Regions from separate parts of the Mus musculus genome. Here region 1 is linked to region 2. Evidence: chromatin loops called from intact Hi-C (ENCODE). Cell type or tissue: heart. All regions are shown on one strand. Links, peaks and the distances in the headings refer to the core of each region. The heading gives the core; the rest is flanking DNA.

Region 1 (2,906 bases), core at 125-2,624, 500 kb after region 2:
CTCCTTTCCATGAACCCGGCATTGCCAACATCTGGCACTGTTTCTTTTGTCCTTTGGTTCTCATGCCTTGTCATAGCTGAGCAGGCCACTGGGTCCAGAAGCAAAGCCTGGCACTCAAAGGGACACACATTGTCATTTATTTTATACTTTGGAATTTCAACCCTGAGCTTTAATAGTCTTGTGAAGACCTCTCTAGCATCTTAACAAAGTTTCCTCCTCTCTAAAAGGGCTCTTACAGTTAGAGTAACAAAACAAACTTATGTTGTGTGGCCAGTCTGGGTTCTGCTGTAGACTTCTAGTCTACAATCTTTTCTCCCCCTTTTCTGTCTCAGGAGATTGACATTTGCCGCCATAGCAACTATAGATGCAAGCTGGAAAACAAAAGAAAGCCAAACAAAACCCCCAAACCTTCTTTCTTAATATTTGAAACAGACAGGGGCGTCTGGTTCCCCGTGTTCCCAAGCATCCTGCCTGTGATCTGGGGTGCCTTAGCCATATGCAAAGCCTCAGCAAATTTCGAAAAGCAGCCAAGAGCAATGCTGTTTCTTTCTTTTCCCGCTTTTCTTCCTTTGCGTGAACCATACAGCCCCTATCGTTCACAGGCTAAATCTTTCCTTGTGTACCGCTTCTGTGCCATTATGCACCGTGTGTGATGGTTTCTTCACTGTGCTTTGACAGTCGGGTGGGTTAATTGCACCGAAACTGCTCTCTGTCTAATCAGAACCCAGCAGGGAGCTGTGCCCCTGCTGTGCCCAGCAGAGCCTCCTGTGAGGTTCAGGAGAAGGTTGCTGGCTGTCTTGTTGCAGAATTCATTATCTTCTAACTGCATCTATGATACACCGAAGTTATACAGGCCAAGTATTTTAAAGGGATGATCTTTTCCTGAGTACGTTTACTCTGTGTGTGTGTGTGTGTGTGTGTGTGTGTGTGTGTGTGTGTGTGTGTGCCTGTGTGTGTGAACATGTATGTGGGGGGCTTGTGGTTGAAGCCAAGTATGTCTCTCATTGCTTCCCATCTTACTATTTAAGACAGTCTCTCCCTGGACTGGTTTATTTAACTAACAAACCTCAGGGAAACTTCCTGTCTCCACCTCTCAGCACTGGCCTTACCAGCACATCCCCAGCTTTTTACATAAGTACTGCAATTGAACTCAGGACTTCATGCTTGCTCAGAAAACCTTCTCAGCAGCCTCTCTACATAGTTAGAGTCCCCACCTGAACAGGCCAGGAAGGTTGTGTTGAGGCTGCTGCCTTTCTGCCTTCTCTTTCTCTGTTTTTAGGAGTGTTCTTCCAACCCAAGGAATATTCTTCCTGCGGCTCACAAGCACCATGCTGGCATGCCCGGGATTTAACCTGGGGCAGGAATGCTGAGGTGGTTACAGGATAGGTGAGCAGTGTGTCAGGTTTGGTTATAAGGCTGGTGATGAGTGTGGGAGAGGACAGGGAGAGTTCTAGAACAGCAGGATGGAGTCTGGGCTTGATTGCCCCCTGCAGGAGCAAGGTCTGTGGGTGCCTCTGCTAGTGTGCTTGTCTTGGCTGTGTGCCTTACTTATGTCTTGGGGAATGGAGAAGACTTTATTAAAAGTCTAAGGACGCTGTTTTCAGACCGAGATGGAGCGAATCCATTACTAACAGTAAATTCGATTTGTAAATGTCCCGAGCATCCTTAAAGCTGATTTTTACTTTTTTTTTTTTTTTTTTTGTCTTAAAAACATTAGCTATTGAGGGGAGCTCTGGGTGCTTCCCTGAGACCTGCTTCCTTCCCTCCCCCACTTTGGTTCTCTACAGCTCTGTCTCAGAGGCCATGGGGATGGGTGGTGTCCCCTGTGCCTGCATTGTTTCCAGAGGAGAGTTGGATGTCCCAGAACATCCTGTGTGTATTTAGATTCTGCTCAGACTGAGAACTTGGCAGCATACTCAGTTGAGCTGTGGAATTCTGAGCTGAGGTGGGTCTCTATATCTATAAAGTTTTAGGTCTTAAAAACGTCACAAAGAGCCAGGATGGAAGTTTCCTTCCAGTAGGTAGCCTGCCTGGGGGTCACAGGCACTTTTCTGATGTATGTCCCAGAAGGCAAAGCCAAACCTTTGAACTTGAATAATAGACTTAATATTTTACATTTTAAGTGACATTGTTTTCTCACTGGAAATCGGCCCAGTAATGACCCTCAGATCTATTTTTGGAAACCTGAGTTCTGTGGCAGATGATGACGGTGAAGTAGTCAGCATAGTGAACAGCTTTCCTGTAATGATAGAGCCTTTATTGCTGAAGCGTTTTGTCTCTTTAGAATGCATAATTAATTTTGAACAAGAAATAAGTTATATAGCTTGTGGCACATTTATCTGGTACAGCATTTTATAAACATGATTATTCACTGGTGTTCCTCAATTCTGCCTTTATTACATGATGATCTGATAATTCAGAACAAGACATAGCTGCATTAAGGACTTGGCAGAGAGTTTTCATACTGAATTTTAGATTGTTTGTAGTAAGGCAGCCTGAACGATACTAGTTTCATTTTTATGTACCTTTTCCCCATAAAGTTGAATTTTGAGTAGAAATTTAAAAATTGGATTTTTTTTCTTTTACTGCATTGAATGCCCTTCTCCCATGGTACCCTCCCTGCAACATCACAGTAGTGGGAGTGATGTGCTTCGCAGCACATCACTATAATTCTCTATACTTCTCTGTGTGACGCTATATAGACTGCAGAGCATATCTGTCACCTGTTATCAAGAACAGCGGAAAGAAAATTGAATTCCCGGGTTTTCCTGTCATAGGCAGCATTTTTGCAGCCTTCCTTTATATGTTTGTTGTCTGTGTACACAGACTAGGTTATGTTTTTTTCTGTACGTAAGATAGTGGTGTGTGTGTGTGCGTGTGTGCGTGTGTGTGCACCTGCACACACA
Region 2 (2,906 bases), core at 227-2,726:
TCCTCAGACTTATAATCTTCCTGCCTCGGCCTCTTGAGTGCTGGGAGTTGTGTGCCTGTAAAGGTATGTGCCACAACCCCTGGTTGGAAATATTATTTTTGGGTTCATTATTAGCATAGGCCAACAAAGGCATATGCAAATATAAATGTGTCAGTTCAGTTATCTGAAGGTGTGCTCATCACAGGCTTCATGGCCACTCTGTGTGGCAAAAGGTAAGTCTATTGGTCAGTTCAGCAGCCTGTTCTTTCTCTAGTTATAAATGAGGAAAACAGACAACATAGTGTTTGTCTAATATTCAAGTTGCAGGTATAGTTCAGAGATTCAAAGCTAAAATACAACATTAAAGAACATAATAGGACAGGGAGGAGAGATGACTCAGTGGTTAAGAGCACTGGCTGCTCTTCCACAGGCCCTCCCTGGGCTCAATTCCCTGCACCCACGTGGTGGTTCACAACTGTTTATAACTCCAGTTCCAGGGTATCCAACACCCTTTTCTGACCTACAGCAGGAACCAGGCAACCATGTACATAAACATACATGCAGGTAAACATGTAATAGGTAACAAGAAGTGCCAAAGCCAAGGTGATTTTTGGGTGGTCTTGTCCAGACTTTCCATTTATTTACTTGATTATGCTTTTGACTGCCCTGTTCTAAATAATTACCCTTGCCTCAAGGATAGGACTTAAAACCAATTCTATTTGGTAAAATACTTGGGCACAAGTTTTAATTTATTAACTTTATTATTTTATTTAGTTTATGAGGTAGTGTTTTTTGTTTAGGTCTGTTCCTGCCTCCCTGGTATTAGGGAGTAATCTACCCCTAAAACCTCATTTGATACAGGAACTACCACCAGTCCTTCAGAAGCTGACATTCTTCCTGTTTTCTGTTAACTTTATGCAACCCAACAAATAACTTTTTTTTGTTGTTGTTTTTTTTTTCTTTTTTTCGAGACAGGGTTTCTCTGTGTAGCCCTGGCTGTCCTGGAACTCACGCTGTAGACCAGGCTGGCCTCGAACTCAGAAATCTGCCTGCCTCTGCCTCCCGAGTGCTGGGATTAAAGGCGTGCGCCACCACTGCCCGGCCCAACAAATAATTTTAACAACTCTTTTAGTGCCAATGAAATGAATTGCTTCATAGCGACACATAGCCTTGGCGCATACCCTCCTACTACAAAGGCTGCAGTCATCTACTCTGCTGCTCTTACAGGCTGAGTCCTCTGACTCATTCTACAATGAAAAATCATCTGTGGGGCAAGGGTGCTCTTGTATTTTAGAAGTGCCCATTTAAACCATTAGAGCCTGAAGGCTGGCTTATCTGGTCATTCTGCGCAGGACTTGCTGCCTCTTTTCCAAGAATTGAAATCATCTGCACCAGTGCTGGCTGAAACAAGCGGGCCCATCCATGCTACCAGGTGCAGTATCTCACACCAGCCTCAGGCGCAACAGAGAAGCGCAGGGAAGGTACGCGCCAAGCGCAGGCTTGCAGAGAGGGGCACCGGAAAGGACCTGTCCCTCGCAGGTCCCGGGTACCGGAAAAGGGCGGACTGTGGTGGTCTAGCGCACGAGAGGGGAGTGGGAGGGGACACCGGAAGGCGAAGCCTCCGAGGGGAGCTCGCGTGCTAGAGGGCGGGGCAGAGGACCGGAAATAGGCGGGATTTGGGCGTGGTCGCGCCGTGCGCGGCCTACATAAGTTGCGCGCGCCTTGAGGGGGACAGCTTGGGCGCGAGCAGCGGAGTTGGCTGGGTGCACTGTCGGCGGTGGCCGCAGGCTAAGCTGAGGCGGGAGGAAGGGACGCGGGGGGAGAAGGGAGTGCGGGGTGGAGTTCGCCCACTTTGCAGCGCGCAGGACTCCCGCGCGCTTTCGGAGGCAGCCGGGGAGGTGAAGCAGGACGGCGGCGGGGTGGGTGGGTCTGCGCGGCCGCGGCGGGGTGGAGAAGCGTGGTGCCCCAGCATTCTGGGGTCGGGCTTCTCAGCGGCTTTGCAGAGCGCTCTGCGTCTGGTGGGCTGCGTGGGCCCTTAGACTGTGACCCTGACTGGGGCTCCTCTACTCGGGCCCTTGGGGCACTTGAACGAGCAATGGTGTCCAGGGGCTGTCTAGCTCTGGTCTTGCTCCTTACGGGCAGGATTTCTGAATAGAGTTGAAGTGTCCGACTCCTTGGTTTCCCGGTTCCTTGGTGCGGGTAGCGGAAGGCTTGCCAGTATAGGAGTGAGTGATTGTGAGTTACTGTAAACACAACTGGAAGCCACCTCGGCGTACAGTTTGTGAGACTTGGCAGCAGTGTCCAGGGGGATGCACTTGGTTAGGTCCTGGACAGTCAAAGAGTGTTGTCATTTAGTACAAGAAACTTGGTTCACGTAGACTTTGAGATAGCTTGAAGTTGTGGCTGCAACCCTCACCCTCCGCCCCCGACCATAGAAATTATTCAGAATGAGATCAGAAGCCTTCCGCTTGCTTAGCAGTTCTCCATGTGGGGAATAGAACTTCTGGAAACATTCCTATAGTGTAAATTTTGCCTACGTATAGACTGTCTTTATTGGCTATTGCTTGTGTCAATTAACCTTAGTAGGGGAGTGGAAGTACGCTGTCTGAATCAACGTTATGTTTTGACTTCATTTCATTTTAAAGAAGCTCCTCGTTGTGCACCTTTAGTTTACATTGGTACTTAACTCCTCCTGCCCCCATCCTTTAGCCTCATCTGTTTCAGTGGTGCAACTCTCTCCATCCCTTTTCGGTTACCAGTCACCTTCAGGCCGGCCATTCAGAGGAGGGAAAAGTGGGAAGTATGAAGTCAGCCAAGTCCCAAGTGAACCAGGATCAGCAAGGGGAAAACCAGCGGGCTCTGAGCCCCCTGCAGTCTACTCTCAGTTCTGCTGCATCTCCTTCCCAGGCATATGAAACCTATATTGA

What was found. Hi-C counts contacts between places; a loop is a spot of excess contacts. Peaks named below come from ENCODE experiments on the same cell type or tissue, not always from the same donor. Only the 100,000 strongest peaks of a DNase experiment are listed, where the experiment ranks them.
Region 1: a loop joins it to region 2, with 2.1 times the contacts of the local background. A loop is called at or near these places in 1 of 42 quality-filtered maps.

What each region holds. Positions count from the first base shown.
Region 1 is chr6:148,390,083-148,392,988 of GRCm38, reverse strand. The region is part of intron 5 of Tmtc1 (transmembrane and tetratricopeptide repeat containing 1); the gene reads left to right. Among named protein-coding and RNA genes, the nearest start is that of Tmtc1, 53 kb to the left of the region's middle. In heart, for the core only: a CTCF peak has its summit at 1,497 (motif pointing left); DNase peaks (open chromatin) are centred at 1,478 and 1,828; H3K27ac peaks cover 771 bases.
Region 2 is chr6:148,894,989-148,897,894 of GRCm38, reverse strand. Caprin2 (caprin family member 2) reads left to right here and starts at 1,658. Exons shown (of 19, transcript NM_181541.4): 1 at 1,658-1,877; 2 at 2,739-2,906. The coding sequence starts at 2,782. In heart, for the core only: a CTCF peak has its summit at 1,565; a DNase peak (open chromatin) is centred at 1,654; H3K4me3 peaks cover 1,734 bases; H3K27ac peaks cover 1,399 bases.